Linked DNA regions of Homo sapiens: region 1 is linked to region 2. A link is an interaction called in ENCODE POLR2A ChIA-PET data of the cell type or tissue named here. Cell type or tissue: OCI-LY7. All regions are shown on one strand. Each heading gives the region's core, and the rest is flanking DNA. Links, peaks and the distances in the headings are about the cores only.

What was found. ChIA-PET counts read pairs that join two places held together with the same protein. Peaks named below come from ENCODE experiments on the same cell type or tissue, not always from the same donor. Only the 100,000 strongest peaks of a DNase experiment are listed, where the experiment ranks them.
Region 1: POLR2A ChIA-PET joins it to region 2 with 6 read pairs; 4 of 35 experiments call an interaction of 5 or more read pairs at or near these places.

What each region holds. Positions count from the first base shown.
Region 1 is chr7:22,268,481-22,278,655 of GRCh38, reverse strand. All of the region lies in intron 6 of RAPGEF5 (Rap guanine nucleotide exchange factor 5), which reads left to right. Among named protein-coding and RNA genes, the nearest start is that of RAPGEF5, 84 kb to the left of the region's middle. In OCI-LY7, for the core only: no CTCF peak of the experiment used is centred there; no DNase peak of the experiment used is centred there.
Region 2 is chr7:22,385,472-22,393,300 of GRCh38, reverse strand. No RefSeq gene overlaps it. Among named protein-coding and RNA genes, the nearest start is that of RAPGEF5, 32 kb to the right of the region's middle. In OCI-LY7, for the core only: CTCF peaks have their summits at 2,227 and 2,427; a DNase peak (open chromatin) is centred at 2,580; H3K4me3 peaks cover 1,164 bases; H3K27ac peaks cover 786 bases.

The DNA of each region.
Region 1 (10,175 bases), core at 4,663-7,162, 120 kb after region 2:
TGGCATGAACCATCTATTGACAATAGATAAAATAATATGGTAAATAAATTTTTATAGCTCATAGCTAATAATTAGCATCATGTTACATGCAGTGAGTGAATTTAGGATTAGCTCTTTGGACACTGGGACTGGGGATGATTTTTCCTCATCTACTTTTGTTCATTTTCTGAATTTCAAACATAAACCTACATTACTATAAATTACCCAACAAAAACCACAAAAAAGTGATTTTGTTTAAAAATTAACATAAGTATAAATTATAGATTTTCCAGATTACACACATTGTGTGGTGGTGATGAGATGTAAAAAATCAGAAAACTTATGGACGTCTTGATAATTCAGGTTAGCTCCATGCAGAAACTGGAATGCAGGCTTTGTCTAGATAAGGGAAAGAAAAGAACATTCTAGATAGATCGTAAGACTTGAGAGACATCTCAAGGGGTGAAAATGGAGGCAAATAAATGAGTTAATTTGAGATGAATTTGGGGCACTGGTTGGGACTTTTGGGTACAACAGGAGAAAGTTGTAAAGGGAAAGAGAGTTTGGTGTAATCTAGTGAAGATTTTATAGCAAGTAAATCATGTTCCAGAGCTAGGCTGTATTAGCAAGTGACTTTAAGGCCCTAACAAGGTGTTGAGGGATTGTTTTTCAGGATCCGTGTCATTCTGTAACGGGTAAAATGGTCCCCCAAACATGAATACCCCACTTGGTACCTGCACATATTACATTACAGGGCAAAAGGTGCTTTACAGATAGAATTAAGGCTACAGACCTAGATTGTCTGTGTGGACTCTGTCTAAACATATGAGCTTTTAAAATAAAGGAGAGAACTTGCTTTTGTGGGAGTCAAAGCAATATGGCAGAAGTCAAGGTGAAAGAAATTCTAAGCCTAAGAAGGGGTCATCATGTCATTGCTGGCTCTGAGATGTAGGAGCCCATGTGCAAAAACCAGAAAGAGGGCCCTAGGAGCTATGGGCAGCTTCCGGGTGACAACCAGCAAGGAAACAGGTACCTCAGCCCTACAGACGTAAGAACTGGATTCTGTCAATGACCTGCATGAGCATGGAAGAACATGCTCCCCTAGAGCTTCCAGTTAGGAGTGCAGCCCAGCAGGTACTTTGCTTTGGGCCTTACACGAGGCCTTGTGAGAAGCAGAGAACCCAGTTGAGCCAACCTGTAACTGGACTTTTGACCTATACAAATATGAAATAATAAGCGGATATTAAGCAGTAAAATGGGTGATAATTTGCAATGGAAGAGATACTAAACTAATGCACATTTCTTGTTAAATACAAGAATTTGAATTTGGATTTGAATTTGAATTTGAACCCATAATCTCCTGATTCTAATACAGCAGTTCTCTTTTGAATGTCAGAAGCTGCCAGGGCACAGCTACTTAAGTTGATTGATACCTCTGACGTTTCAAAGTGAATTTTGAAACCTGAAGTCTGTCCTTCATACATTTATAAAGGCTTCAGAATTCTATAGAAATCTAAAAGTTCATTTTTAAAGTAAAGTCTGAAAGTAAAGTCTGAAAAAGCACTTTAAGCACTGTTTACACATTTTCACTGAAATGCTTCAGCCTCTTTTATTCTAGTTGCAATGGGACTGGGCTAGGTAGGTGAAATATAATAAATGGAGGAAATACTGATTGTGAAAGAGTTTATAATTTAGGTGGAAGAAAGGGCTTAAACATATGCAATATTAAAGCAATTAAAGACTGGATATGTCCTTTCTTCTGTCATTCAGCTCAACTATATTCTAATAATGTGATGAGGATGATAATAGATAACACTCAAATAGCACTTACTCTGTGTCGGATCAATCAGTCCCGATGATTTATACATGTTAATTCGTCTAAATCTCACAACAATCCTATGAGGTAGAGGACTGTGACTCCACCCCACCGTCAGGAAACTACAGCTTCTCTCAAGGTTGGCATAAAATAATTAGAGATTTCCTACTCTTGTTTTAGACTTTTGGATCTCGGGTTCTGAATCTTGGTCTTCTAGGAGGCTTCACTTGTTAGCAGTTTTTATGCGTAGAATTTCTAGCTGGAAACAGTCTTCGCTAATCTGAGTTTATCCCAATATCAGTCTTTGTAATGTAACATCCCTACAAGGTTCTACAGGAATCTGTCCCTACAAATGAGAGATTGCTACCATAGAAGATCCCTAGAATGTCTGGGACTTCACTGTTGATGTAGTTACACAGTTGCTGTAGTTTATAATCTTACCTCCAAAGGGCACGATGATTGAGAAAAGATATGTATGGAATGGTGTGTAACATAGAATAAAAGACGTAGTAAGACATGAGTTTAAAAATTATATTATGGCTTTGGAGATGCTTTGTTAAATAAACTATATCATGAAAATCCACCTGAGAATCATTTATGAGCTTTTTGTAGATTGAATAATACGCTGGGTCTACCAGAAAACACCAAAAAAAGTAACTTGAGACATAAAAATTAAAATTTTAATTATGTAAACATAACGTTTTATTTTATTATTACAACAAAAATTAAAATGTCTAATATAGACTTATTTCCTTAAAATACATTTTATATACAAATTTTTATTTATCAGGAAATTCAGGTAGATCAGCAGTTAGGGCTTCAGAGAAATTACCAATCAGAGGTTGTAAGAGCAGCTTTGAAAACTGAAGACACAGATACACCTGCTCTTTTGAAAAGATGTTAGTGTCGTTAGCTTGTTCTTCTGAGTTCTTGTAAACATCTGTAGTTTCTTCTGTTGTTTGTACCATGAAATTCATGAGATTTCCACGACAGGAAATGGTTTCCAACAGTTATTTTTTATCTATTCATTCAGATTTGTACCACCTCTATTTCTGTGAGGTGGATTAGATGGCCATAACATCACCAGCTGTTCAACTGCAGGCTGACATATGTCACCAACTCCCAGGTGACATGAACAACCCCCATGGTCTCCAAAGAGAACATGCTTGTTCTCTTTTGGTAGTGGGGTCATTAGGAAATGAGACATTCTTAAAACAAATCTTTAGAACAATCCTTGGGGCACTTCTGATATATACCTTCCCATGTAAAGCATCTCCTATTGAATCTCACAAATTCAATAGACCATTTCCACTGTGGACAGTTCTGGGTATTTGAAAGTTCTTACATTGAGCTAAAACATGTCCTTTTGCAACTTCTCTCCATTGGTCTGAATTTCAGCCTCAGACTTTGAAATACTTGAAGTTAATGATCATGTTCCCCCTACACCTTCTCAGTAACAACTGTAAACATTTTACTTGTGTTCTTGATCACAAACGTATGTACCAGGAATGGTGCCAGGAGTCAGGTTCATAATGATGAATAAAGAAGTCCATTTCAGCGGGCTTATAAACTAGTTTTGGAGCCCTCCAGCTAAAGAGGAGATTTCATTAGAGTGTGATACATGCTATAATTGAAACAAGTATAGAGTGCTATTGGAGTATAAACAGGACTTCACACAGGAGAGGTGAGTGGCGCTCAGGAGAAGATGGTACCTAAGTTGGGATCTGAAGGGTAAGTAAGTGACAGCCATACAAGGCGGGGAGGTGGGGAGGCATTCCAGACAGAATATGTGAAAAGACCTGGGGCAAAGAGAGAGCATAGTCCATCCAGGGAATAGCAAATGCCATATTTTAATAAGCTTCGAGCATGGATTTTGGAAGGAGGAATGGAGATAGAGATGATACTGAAGACCCGACCAGAAGAACGCTATATATGCAGTATCAGACATTGGACTCTGTCATAGTGTCATGGAGAAATCTTTGAAGAGTTTTTTGGGAAAAGATATAATATTATAAAATTTATATTTTAGGATGATTTAGTCTGACTGCAGAGTAGAGAATGATGTGGGATGGAGAGAGAAAAATTAGAGACAGAGGCCTGAGTAGGAGACAGTGATGGGCTGAGCTAAATCAGGGATACCTTATTTCCTGGCTTGGGACTATGGTGTCTGATGGTGCCATTCATGGAGCAGATTTGTGGAGTGCAGCGGAATTGGTAAAAAAGTGACTTCAGTCTAGGTTCAGTGGCTCACTGCTGTAATCCCAGTACTTTAGGAGGCTGAGGCAGGAGGATTGCTTGAGCCCAGGAGTTTAAGACCAGTCTGGGCAACATAACAAGATGTCATCTCTAAAAATAATTAAAAAATTAGCCAGGCCTGGTGGTGTGTGCCTGTCCTCTCAGGTACTCGGGAGGCTGAGGCAGGAGAATTGCTTGAGCCCTGGTCATGGAGGCTGCAGTGAGCCATGATTGGACCACTGCACTCCAGCCTGGGTGACAGAGTGAGACCCAGTCTCAAAAAAAGAAAAAGTGAATTCACCTTTGGAAATGTTGAGTTTGAGCCACTAAGTGGGACTTTCAGGTCCAGAAGGTAGATGGCTATGGGGATCTAGGGCCCAGGAAATATGGGCTGGAAATGCAAATATAATTGAAGTCATGTGAGTGAATGGAAAGAGAAGAAGGTCAAGAGGGTTGAGGATAAATCACTAAGGGACATCAAAGTCTTTATAAAAGGCAGAAGAAGGGGAGCCTTTGGAGAAGAGAAGCAGTAGCCAGAGAGGAAGGAGAAAACCTGGAGCATGGGATGCCATGGAATCCCAATGGTTAAGAAAAAGGGAGTGAGTAATAGTCAAGTTGTGCAGAGATGACAAGGTAAATGAGGATGGCTGTGTTCGTCAAGTTGAACTACAGGGAGGTGACTATCTCCTGGTCATTCTCCTGTGGATACTATCTACTCCTCATGGACCTTAACAAAACCAAATGCAATCCAGATGTTGATCTTTCTGGAGTCCATTTTTTGTGTGTGTGACCTGAATATACCTCTAGTAATATTCCTAAAAACACTGTTATCCATTCTAAGTAATCCAACTCCCATTAACTCAAAGTATGCTTGTACTCAACTATCAGATCTTTTTAATGTGAACCTCTATCATATTAGGTGCATGTGTAGCAGACTTAATAGACGTTTAAAATCGTAGAAGACTATTCCAGTTCATTTTGTTAGTTTCAGATCACTTCTACATATATTAGTCTTTAAATGGCCAGCTATTATCTCAGTTACAATAAAGTTAACATGCATATTTGTTTGCATTAAACAAGTCTATTTAAGTGATTTAAAAATACCCCTGGCCGGGCGCGGTGGCTCACGCCTGTAATCCCAGCACTTTGGGAGGCCGAGGCGGGCGGATCACAAGGTCAGGAGATCGAGACCATCCTGGCTAACATGGTGAAACCCCGTCTCTACTAAAAATACAAAAAATTAGCCGGGCGCGGTGGTGGGCGCCTGTAGTCCCAGCTACTCAGGAGGCTGAGGCGGGAGAATGGCGTGAACCCGGGAGGCGGAGCTTGCAGTGAGCCGAGATTGCGCCACTGCACTCAAGCCTGGGCGACAGAGCCAGACTCTGTCTCAAAAAAAAAAAAAAAAAAAAAAAAATACTCCTAAGTGCCTTGAAACAGATGAGTAAGGATAGATACATTTTATCATCACAGCATGCTTAACAAACACCTCTTTGATGTGATGACAGCAGTTATTGGGGAAATAACTATCTGTTAAATAAACTATTTGGTGGAGAACAGTAGTTTCTTGGCTGGGCATGGTGGCTCACGCCTGCAATCCCAGCACTCTGGGAGGCTGAGGTGGGCAGATCACTTGAGGTCAGGGGTTCAAGATCAGCCTGGACAACATGGTGAAACCCCATCTGTACAAAAACATACAAACAAATTAGCTGGGCATGGTGGCAGGCGCCTGTAGTCCCAGCTACTCAGGAGACTGAGGTGGGAGGATTGCTTGACCCCAGAAGGCAGAGGTTGCAGTGAGCTGAGATCGTACCACTGCACTCCAGCCTGGGCAACAGAGCGAAACCTTGTCTCAAAAAAATAAGAAAATAAAAAATAAAAGTACGGTTCTTAAGAAGCATATTTATTTATTTTTTCTAGAATTCTTAAAGTCCATACTAGCTTAACATTATATAATGGCTTAAAAGTTGTATATTTTTTGGGAATAAAACATGGAAGAATATTAGATTATGTTTCTTCTTACATTTAGTTTAGGAAATTGAGAAAAATGGGCTCTGTATTTTAAAAACATTTCTATCATGGCATCAAAATTTAAATGTTTCTAAGATTAATAGATTTACTAAAAGCCTTTAGGGAATTTGTGAATTGGCAATTCTATTAAAAATTAATTTGTAAGGACAACGCTTTGGTAACTAAGACCTTTGCTAATATTGCTCTGTCCTCTCAAAATGAGTTTCCTTGATTTTTTTTTCTTTTTTTTCCTTCTTTTTTTTTTTTTTTTTTTTTGAGACGGAGTCTTGCTCTGTTGCCCAGGCTGAAGTGCAATGGCGTGGTCTCAGCTCACTGCAACCTCCGCCTCCCGGGTTCAAGTGATTCTCCTGCCTAGGCCTCCCGAGTAGCTGAGATTACGGGTGCGTGCACCATACTCGGCTAATTTTTTTGTATTTTTAGTAGAGATGGAGTTTCCTCATGTTGGTCAGGCTGGTCTCGAACTCCTGACCTCATGATCTGCCCACCTCGACCTCCCAAAGTGCTGGGATTGCAGGCATGAGCCACCGCGCCCGGCCCAACTTTCCTTGACTTTCTAATTGAGCTTCATACCTTGCTTTCAAGGGCCTCCTCTTCCAGCAAGCCTGCTCATGTCTTCTCAGTTAACCTCTCCCATGGAGAAACTCTCTGTCACTCAGAGTTTGCTTGAATCTTAGCTTTGATGCAAAACAGGTCTGGGAGCCTTTGGATTTTAAGACCAAAGGCACTACTAAACTGCCAGAGGAAAAAGAAGACAGAATGCTGGACATAAGACTGACTCTGATTCTCACTGAATGTCAAGGCTATTTTGTGAACAGCCATGTTGGTTATCCAAGATAGAAAGCCAAAACATTTCAACATGTTTCTGACTCTAGTTTCTGTTGGGTAACTAGGGGAGAGGGAAAAATTTGGGATATGTTTTATCAGTCCTTTAATCGTCCTCTATTTAGACATTTACAAGGCCAAATATAACTGTCAGCTGCAAGTGTTTTGAATTGCATAGTTGTTTTATATTGAGTAAACTATATTTTAAATTAAACTTGAAGGTTCTTAAAAGCCTCCTTGCAATTTTCTTTGTACTTGAATAAATCTTGTCTGTCGAACTGCTACTATAGTAAGTGAATCTTATTTGATTGGATTATAGCATAATTTTATATCTAAATACAGTGAAGGCCACGTTCCTTTACAAATGAATTAAATTAGAGGAGGACAAAGTACAGACTAAAAATTTTCAGTTGAAATGAAGGTCGAAATATGGGGCCTTGGAGAAAGTAAGATACTTGTTGAATAGAGCAGTGATTTCTCACCCTGGATGCAATAGAATCACCTAGGAATCTTGGAAACAACAATGCACACTGATGCCTGGTTCAATCCCGAGATTCTGATTTAGTTGGGGCCTAAATATCAGTATTTTTTTTAAACCTCTCCAAATGATTCTAATGTGCAGTCAAGTTTGAGAACTGCTGAACTAGATGAAAACTCAAGCTATTTAAAGAAAGCATTTCCCAGTAAGTAGACCAAAAGTAGTGACCAAATAGCAATTGGGAAAGAAGAAACATGAGAAAAAGATGAGGGAGGGAAACTTTAATGTAACACTAGTAGAGGTTTACAGTCCCTTATTCACAGTCCTACATTAGAAAAACTCTGAAAAACAAAAGTTCTTCATAACTAACTTGGTGGCAAAATCCAACCAAAACTGAACATATTTGGTGGCAAAACTCTAGGCTTTTTCTAGTCTTCCTTTATCCCATTTGATTTGAATAGTAATGCATTTCATGGAAGAAATATTAATGTATCTGACTACAAGTTGCTGCCCCAGACCTCACTGAAGATACCTTTCTGAAATTTGTAAAATTTTGAATTCTGAAATACATCTAGTCCCAGGGAGTTCTGAAAAGGAGTTAAGGATTATAGTAGGGAAGGGTTATGACAGGAAAAGCCAAGCTAATAATTTACTGTTTCTGTCAGATTAAGAACAATGCATTTTTTTCTAATGACCTAGGCAGTGGTTTTGTATCCTCATTGGATAAAAACCATGGCCAGTATCAGAACATGGTTCTACTACATTTGGTACATTTCTCAAGCCTAACCCAACAGTGGCTCTATTTCAGGCATGGTGAGAGGAACTCAGGTTAGCCAACAACACAGTTAGATTACAGTAGAAAAATCATCATTGTCTTATAAAAGACTCTTCAGCATAACAAATGACTCCAGAATCTACAGATTTGAAACAACGTGTATTTATTATGTTGGTACCGGGTCTGTCTCACAGACTGTGGCAGATGGATGAAATGAGTACTCAGACACAGGTAAGCAGTGTGAGAGCACCTAGGTGACTGCCTGGCTCTAGTGGCCAGAGAGCAGCCCTGAGAAGCTGGAGCTGCTTGCTTTTATTCAGTGCAGGCACAGTGCCAAAAACCTGGAGCCAACACTACCTGTAGGTAATTAACATTCATTGTTCGCCTTTCAGGGAATGTCAGGTGTACATAGATGATCAAAGGTCAGTTCCTGGTCAACACAAGTAAGCAAGCTTGTTTAAGATAAATTCCCCCACATTCTTTTGTACCTACTCCTTGCCCTCTGCCTCAGTTTTATAGAACAGCTGCCTTCACCTGTTCTCCTCCGGGGCTCTGCAGAACCTTTCGACCTTTCAGAAGGTTTGTGTCCTTTCCCTATAGTTTTTCCCACCAATCTGACTGATCCCCCACATGTTAGGAGTTGGGAAGCACCTTAGCTAGGTAGTTCCTGCTCAGGGTGTCTCAGGAGGTTGTGGTCAGAATGTCAGCCAGAGCCTCAGTTATTTGAAGGCTCAACTGGCACTGGAGTATGACATTTCTTTTCCAGTGCCAACAGGTCCCTTATTAACACACAAAGAAAAGTGTAGTCCCTGTTTGTGTAATTGCTCAGAGTTTTAGTTTTCAATTCAGTTTCATATAAACCTAACAATTATTTGCAAAGGCCAGCTTTGAATCCTTCTAACATGTTCTGAAGATTTCTGCTGGGAGTAACTTATGATGGGAATGCCTTCTCTGAATTTTCATTGTCCTCCCTCGGGAAGTTTTTTCTCTCCCCTCGGTCCTTTCTGTGTTTTCTCCTTCTGTCTTTGTATAAATAGGGTTGTCTCTTCAACCACCTCTTGTGGGCTAATGAGTGAGTGTCAATTGCCCAGGATAATGTGAAGAAAAGGCAAACAGGTCCCTGCCTCAGTGGAGTTTCCAGCCAAAATATAGGCATTAGTCACACAACTTTAAATGATTGATTGCTAGGTCATTTAAAAAAACAAAAAAGAACTGTGAAGATGCTGTAGCAGCATGAAAGGGATCTTACCCAGTGTGTGGTCTGCTTGATCAGCACTTTCCCCTTTGCGTCTTGTAGGAAGACTAACCTATCTTTGGGTTTCTTTTTTTTTTTTTTTTTTTTGTCAAAAACTTTTTCCCTCCCAATGCAGAAACACGGAAGCTATCGTACATCCTCCTTTGCATAAAATACTCGTATCCTCCCATGGCAGAGGTTCAGTTGATGTAGTGTAGTACAGTACAGTAATCTCATTTATTTTATGTAAAAAAGCAGCCTAGGTTCTAAGTTGAACTGTGAAGTTCTTCATGCCTTTCTCACTGCCTGTCTCTCACCCTCCCAAGTGCCCCGGAAATGCTCCATTTTTTGCTCGCTCATCTCATTCTTTCCTTTCTTTCTCTGTCAACTCTTTGAAAAGCTGTAGTGTTATACAGTGGTGGGAATATAATCCTTTCCTTTTCTGAGCTGTTTCTATTTTGGGCATCATTTTCTAATTGGAAAAGGAAAAACTGAGAATCCCATAAAGGGAATTCAGGTGTGGAAAATTAAAAGAGGAAGCTGGAGATGACTGGTTTCGATCCGTTGTGAGCAAATTAAGTGATCCACCTCGTGCATGATTTTCCATCTCTGCCTTCTCCCTGTGTGTGTGCCACAGTGGGGTTTTCCCTGGGAGATCATAGAATCTAGAAACCATTGACAAGACCCTTGTGAATGTTTATAATCTGCCTCTTTGTCCCAACTCCAAATATTTGTGACACTGTGAATGAAGAAAATCCTAAAAAGAACTGGTAATACTACAATAAACCTTACAAACAATTTAAAATAT
Region 2 (7,829 bases), core at 1,334-3,833:
GATTCCCTAGCTTTGGGACTCGTCTGCTGTGGCTATCAATGAGTCTACTGCTTATTTGGAAAGTGGATGGCTGTGGGGGGTCTGGATCCCTGTATTAGCTCCTAGCAAATAATCAGGTCCTTTGAGAGAATGAGACAAAGGCAGTGAGGTAAGGGAACAGGGGCCCTGGTCCAAATGGTGTGCCCTCTGCCTTTTCCTCAAGTTTGCCTCCTTGTCAGGACATTGTCCGTACCTCTGCCATCCTGCTCACTTCCACCCCATCCTGCCACATACACTTTCTCTAACTCCAACACAATAGGGCAGGAAGAGGTCATAGACTCCACCTGGAGTCTCGGCAGGAAGGGAAGTCAGTTCCCCACCCCTCCATCTGAAGCTGCCCCAAGCGCTGCTTTTTGTCATGCCCAAATAGAGGTGTGGCAGGGCTGACCCACTGGCAGCATGATGCTCGGAGTCCTCAGAGACTGTCACCACCATTGGGTAGCCCTGCATAGTCATCATTTTCCTCGCCATTTTCCAGCATCATTGGGATGGGGATGGGGGGAATGGATAGGTGGGTATGACCAATTTAATTTTTGCCAGGGCCATGGTTCAATTGAGCATGCCAATGATAAAAACCAGTGTTATCTTACAGAGAATGAGGACAGGTTAAAAATCAAAAGAAAATAATAAAAACCCTGAATGTTTCTGCTGATGTTTGGCTTTCCATTGTGTCCGGAATGGGGATATTTAACTCTATACCAGGTACTGGATTTTGGCCTGTGATTTGGTCTGATTCATTAGGGTTGAAATTATTATTATTATTTTTATTATTTTGAGATAGAGTCTCACTCTGTCACCCAGGCTGGAGTGCAGTGGCATGATCACAGTTCACTGTAGCCTTGTCCTCCCAGGCTCAAGCAATCCTCCCACCTCAGCCTCCTGAGTAGCTGGGACCACAGGCACACACCACCATGCTCGGCTCATTAAACTTTATTCTTATTATTATTTTGTAGAGACAAGGTCTCTCTATGTTGCCTAGGCTGGTCTTAAACTCCTGAGCTCAGGTGATCATCTTACCTCAGCCTCCCAAAGTGCTGAGATTAACAGGCATGAGCCACTGCACCTGGCTTGGAATTATTTATTTGTTTATTTTTTGAGATGGAGTCTCGCTCTGTCGCTCAGGCTGGAGTGCAGTGGTGCCATCTCGGCTCACCGCAACCTCCAGCTTCCCAGGTTCATGCCATTCTCCTGCCTCAGCCTCCCGAGTAGCTGGGACTACAGGCTCCCACCACCACGCCTGGCTAATTTTTTTGTATTTTTAGTAGAGACGGGGTTTCACCGTGTTAGCCAGGATGGTCTTGATCTCCTGACCTCGTGATCCTCCCGCCTCAGCCTCCCAAAGTGCTGGGATTACAAGTGTGAGCCACCACGCCCGGCCGGAATTAATTTTTTAAATGTCTTGTATGATAGCATAAATAGAGACTCTCACCTATGGGCATAATTGTAAGTTACAACTACCTGCTGTGTCTGGAAAGTCAATAAAATCAATACTAACTGAGGCTTTGCTATATGGTAATATTGTTGTCTATGTATTATGATTGTTTCTAAATATTTGTTGCAGCTCCTGTGAACAATATAAGGAGCTCACAATAGGTAGAAATCATGGCTAAATACTTCTCTTCTTTGTTATTGCCCTTCACTGATTTCAATTCTTGGCCAAGAGGCATATTTAATATGTTTTGCTATTTGTTTCCTACAAGTTCTTTGTAAAACAACTGACTTCTCCATGAGTCATGTTTGGCGATATCACCTGTTTGGAAATGTATGTTCACGCACTTCAGGTGGAGAATCTTCCTTCCTAGCAAACATTTAAAAAAGAGAAAGCTGATTGAAAAGGCAGGTAAGAACTGACAGTATTTATAGTATGTTTTCTGAAATGGCCAGCCTTACCCCAGGGAGTGCCCTGCATAGCCTGAGAGGGATTAGAGAGAACAAGTCCTATTTCATTTGTTTGCTTCCCCTTGGATGGCTGTCCCTTGACACTTTGAACCTTTGGACTGATGTCTGGGAGAAGAAACATTGAAGGATTGAATGAAATGTCAGTTAATTATCTTATGCCATTTATTGACATCTGGCTAGGCTCAGTCTATCCCCAAGGAACTCTCTACAGGAGAGCATGTTTGATGGGAAATATAGATTGTGTAGTCCTAACAGTCCAACAAAGGTAATCACAGGTCTTGGGGTTGACAATAGAGGATGTCAATCTGAGAATCAACAGAACTGGATAGAATCTTGTTCTTCCTCTATATGCCATGCTCTGTGAGCTTGGGAAAACGCGTAAAGACTGGGTTCAGGTTCTGTAATTGGAGGATTATCCACAGGCTGAAAATTACACTGGATAGAAGACCTGAGTTCAGATGCTCTGTTTATCAATTATCAGTTCACAGCTCCCTCTAGCCTGCAGTCTTCCATCATAAAATGGTGATAACCATAGTCACTTCCTGAAAACACTTTAAAAACTGTGAGGTGATATTCAAATGTAAACCATTCTTATGACAATGACAGTGTGCCCTATTATGCTACCTTTCTTCCCTTCTCTAAATAGTGCAACAAAAGTCTGTCATTTCCTGAGTTATTTGTCATCATGCTTCTGCTTCCTCTGGCCTGTTAGAGAGCAGATCTTCTGAGAGCCACGGGAAACTGACCACCTCAGCTATGTCTTTTAGGGATAAGAAGCCAAGGGGACACTGATATTGCTCAGAAGAGTTGAAGGATTTTCCACTCTTAAAAAAATCTAGATTTGTTACCTGCCTAATAACCCGCTCAAGGTAAATCCCAGCAGGAGTAATTAAAGTAAAATCAACAATAACATCTTTCACTGAACTTCCAGAACTGTATGGAATTTGGTGTGATTTTAAAAGAATCTCACTCAGTGATTACATTCATCCATCAAATAATGTCAATTAAATTATTGTGTTCCGTTTTTATAGCTTATTCGGGGAAACAAACCATTCCATCCCAGCCCGAATGTTGGCACATTTATGAAATCGAAGCTTCCTCATTTCATCATATCAATTTTGATAAGTGATAATGAGTTTCACCAGTCCTGCCACAGGATGCATAGGTGTTGCAGTACCAGGTAGCTAAGGTGAGGCAGTGATCTTGACTTGCAACGGTTGGACAACCCAGAAGGAAGCACAGCTTGGTTATTGCAGGAAGCTCATACCTGTCTTGGTCATCACAGGTTTTTATGTGATTAAGATCAGTTCAAGGACTTGAAGTTCAAGTCCTAGTAAGCTTGGAATGCAGACTCCTAGATTTAGAGCTAGAAGGTACTTAATCTAAACTCTCTATACTCAAAAGTGTGGTCTGAGGGTGGGCAGCCTCAGCATTACCTGGGAGTTGGTTAGAGATGCAGAATCCCAGGCCCTGCCCCACACTCCTGAGACAGAGTCTGCAGGTAACAAAGTTTTCAGGAGATGGGAAGGCACATGAAAGTTTTACATGCACTGGTGTAACCCATTCCTCTGGTTTTGCAGATGACCAAACAAAGTCACAGAAGGTCTACGTGACCTGTTAAGAGCAAATAGCAGGTTACTTACTGGCAGAGCAGGAGCCAACCTATCTCATCTGCTGGTTCTTACCTCTGTGATTTGAGTAGCAGTGAGTTATGGGCCTGGTCCCAAGATGGAAGGTGGGCTCTTCCAGTGAAATGGGCAATAGTGACAATCAAGCACTGCTTATTCAAGGAGTCATTTCTCATGCTTGCTTAAACTAAAAATTCTACATTACTTGTAGAAATGGGTGAGTTTTCACCTAAGGACCACAGCTCTTCTGGCAGCAATTTAATCTGATTGCAGGTTGAGTACTTAAATGCCTTGAACACGGAAACTATTGAAAGGACAGCAAAGAGGCCTGCAGCCTGACATCCACTGCATGTGGTAAGAGGGCTCAGTGTTGAGATGGGGTCTATTCAGGGCCTTTCTCTTACTGTTCCCTCTGCCTGGGTTACCGCACCTCTGCATCTTCACATGGCAACTCCATCTCACCATCCAATCCCTTCTGGGGAGAAGCTCTCCTTGGTCACTCCATCTAGAGTCAACTTTTCTCCCCATCCTATTCCCCTCAGTCACTCTCTATCCCCACTCTCTCATTTTGTTTTATTTATGACAATTGTTAAAGGAATTATTTAGTTGAACAATGTATTGTGTTTTCCCTTTCAAAGCATGTCCATTTGTTGAGAGCAGGGATCTTGGCTCGATTGTACACTGCCACATCCATATTGACTAAAACTGTGCTTGACATATGGTAGGTACTCAATAGTTGTTTGCTAAGTGAATAAGTAATTTAGAATAAAGTTCGTTGTGCTCATAGTTAGAATAATCATAAATAAGAGCTAACATTTATTGACTTTTACAGTGTGCTAGACACAGTGCTGCATGCTTTAAGCACACTGTTTTATTTAATTTTTTTTTTTTTTTTTGAGACCGAGTCTCACTCTGTTGCCCAGGTTGGAGTGCAGTGGCGTGATCTCAGCTCACTGCAACCTCCGCCTCCTGGATTCAAGCAATTCCCCTGAGTAGCTGGGATTACAGGTGCGCAATACCACACTCGGCTAATTTTTGTATTTTTAGTAGAGACGGGGTTTCACCACGTTGGCCAGGCTGGTCTCAAACTCCTGACCTCAGGTGATCTGCCTGCCTTGGCCTCCCAAAGTACTGGGATTGCAGGGGTGAGCCACTGCACCCGGCCTTGTCTTATCTAATTTTAATGACTTATTAACATTTTAAAAAGCAGGCAGCTTAGAAGTTGTGGCATTCTGTGCCTCCTCTTAAAACTGAGGAGACTCACTGAAACATGGACTTGACTTTAGGAACATTTCCTAGACGAAAGCACTGGGTGGCCTTCTTCACAAATTGGTCCACACTGGCTGAGCTTCTCTAGGGTCCAAGCTGAACTGGTCAGACCAAGGAGATCGGTACACCCCATACTATGTTTTGGGCCCCATGCCAACTTTCCTTTGAGTACATGAAAAGGGACAACCAGACTTAGAGGGACAGATTGAAATGAAAGATCCTGATGTACTTTCCAGAGTGACAACAGAAAAATATTAACTCTTGCCCATTACCCCTTATACGACCTGTAAAAACCATTTGTAACAGAAAATAACTGTGCACAGAGGAACGTGATGCCAACCAGAGGACGATCCTTGGTATTCTCATTTTTCTCCAAAGAAACAAAGCAAATAGACCAATTTTGGCCTCAATCATCAAATACATTTTGTGATGCCTACAGAGAGCAAATTGCCCTCACAGCAGCAACTCAGTGCTTTCGTTCATTTGTGGTTTTTTTCCAATTTAAAATTTTCCCAAGTGCTCAGTCTCCAGCCTACTCTCCATCCTGGTTTCCACCAGCTCCACACACTCATACTCAACAGTTGCAGCCGGGTGACTCAGTAGGACTGGGCCCACCAACCGATCAGGAAGTCAGCCAGCAAGGCACGTCTATAACAAGAAGCAGGAGGATGGGGAAGAACAACTTGAGTGAATGCATTTCATTCCAGAGAAGAGCTTTTTAAAAAGCTGTTTAACATTCAAGGTTCTATTATTATTTTTGGCAGCATGTTGAGTCCCTGTCTCTTTTTTTGGCTACTTTTCTAGTACTTTATGTATCTAAGATTTGCAACCGATTTCAGTAACACTGGGAAACATTTTTCAGTGTAATTATAGGAGTTACTTAAATGCTATTTAAATGTTATTTTATATACTCATCAGACAATAAGCATAACATTAAAATGACTATATATAATGACCTATAAAATAATTTATGCTTATACATCATAGACATAGAAATTGCCTTAAGCATTAGACTTTGTAGAATTGTATAATTAAAAAAATTAAATTTAATAACAATTGCCCATAGATCTCAAGTTAATTACCCAATGCAAAAAATAGATGGATAAATAAGACTATAGGTGGTCCGTTCCATCACACAGTCAGTGATGAGGCCTGGTATGTTTATCTGAATCAACTTTTTATTATGGAACATTCTAAATGTACATAAATTTAAAGATTATGTACCCCCCCCCCATCGTCCAGTTTCAACAATTATCCATGTATTGACCCTGTGGACTGATGGTGAGAGGAGGGAATTATGGCATGGGACTCATAACTGCTGGAAGGCAAAACAATTGTCTGTCATGGCAGGGGTGATTCTGTAACTGGTTACCCACATTAACCATTTGAAACTGTAGGTAAAGTAGGTAGTTCACAGGCTTAACCCCAACTTCTGCTTTAATACATCTGGCAAAAATATATTCTAATACATAAGTATTCATGATCTACCATGAGCCCATGATTGTCCTAGATATTGTGATGGATATATAGCAGTTGTTAAAGTATTGGAATGGTGGATAGTTTCCATTTTCCCTTCCAGATATAGTCTCCCTATTACCTCACCCTGACCTGCATCCTGGGATGCTGAGCTGCACTATGCCAAAATCCCCTGCCTCTGTAGGGGTGAGCCAAGGGATGGCACAGAAAGGCCCCCCCTCAGGAAAGATGGAGAATAGAAAGCTAAGCAGAGAGGGTGCTCATATAGGATGTGACGCAGTGCTACAGGGCACTGACTATCCAGCCAAGGAGTGTTAGTCAATTCAAAAAGCAATAGAATACTCAATATCACTCATCATTAGGGCAATGCAAATCAAAAACCACAATGAGACCACTTCACACCCACTAGAATGGCTATTATTGAAAAAATAGAAAATAATAGTGTTGGCAAGGAAATGGAGAAACTGGAACTCTTGTGCATGGCTGTGGAAATGTAAAATGGTACAGCCACTGTGGAAAAGAGTATGGCAGGCAGTTCCTCAAAAAAAAATTAAGCATAAAATTACCGTATAAGCCAGCCACTTCACTACTGGCTACATAACAAAGAGAACTGAAAGCAAGATCTCAAACAGATATTTGTATACCAATGTTCATAGCAGTATTATTCATAATAGCTAAAAGGCACAGCAACCCAAAAGTCCATCAACAAATAAATAGATTAACAAACTATGGTATACACAGACAGTGGAATATTATTCAGCCTTAAAAGGGGATGAAATTCTGACACATGCTACAACTTGGATGAACCTTGAAGACATTATGCTAATGAGATAAGCTGATCACAAGAAGACAAATACGATACAATTCTACTTTCATGAGACACCTAGACATATTACAGAGAGAGAAAGTAGATCATAGGCTATCAGGGGCTTGGGGGAAGAGGGAAATGGAGAGTTGGGGTTTGTGCCCTAATTCAATTAATGCCACTGAACTGTACACCTAAAAATGGTATACATTGTAAATTTTATGTTATGTGTATTTGACCACAATAACACAAAAAGCAATAGGTAGACTTTGCACCCACAAGCAAAGCCTTGAAAATTTGACTGGAGAAGTAGTGTAACAGCAGTACACAGGATTCAACTCTGCTTCCTGCCCACCCGCTACCACCGACCCAGTAAAAATATTTTCTTTGTTACAAAATCAGTCTTTTTAAAAAATTAGAACCTTTGTGTATGTAGACATAGTTCAAAAAGGAAGGCAACATCCAGGAAGCTGACAACAGGGTCGTCTTTTCTGCAGGGAGTTAGGGCAGCCCCAAAAAGAGGCAGAGAAGGAAGGGCAGGGAATTGCAGGGCTGTGATCAGACTGTCCCCAGATCTTTTCAAGGCGTGGTGGGGGGCAGTCTAATTTTTACCATCCTGGATACCTCTGCATTTAATTGTGAACTATGGGTTATTTATAGGGTTCGAACTATCAATATTAGTCATAACACTGGTTGCTGTAGGCAAAATTTGC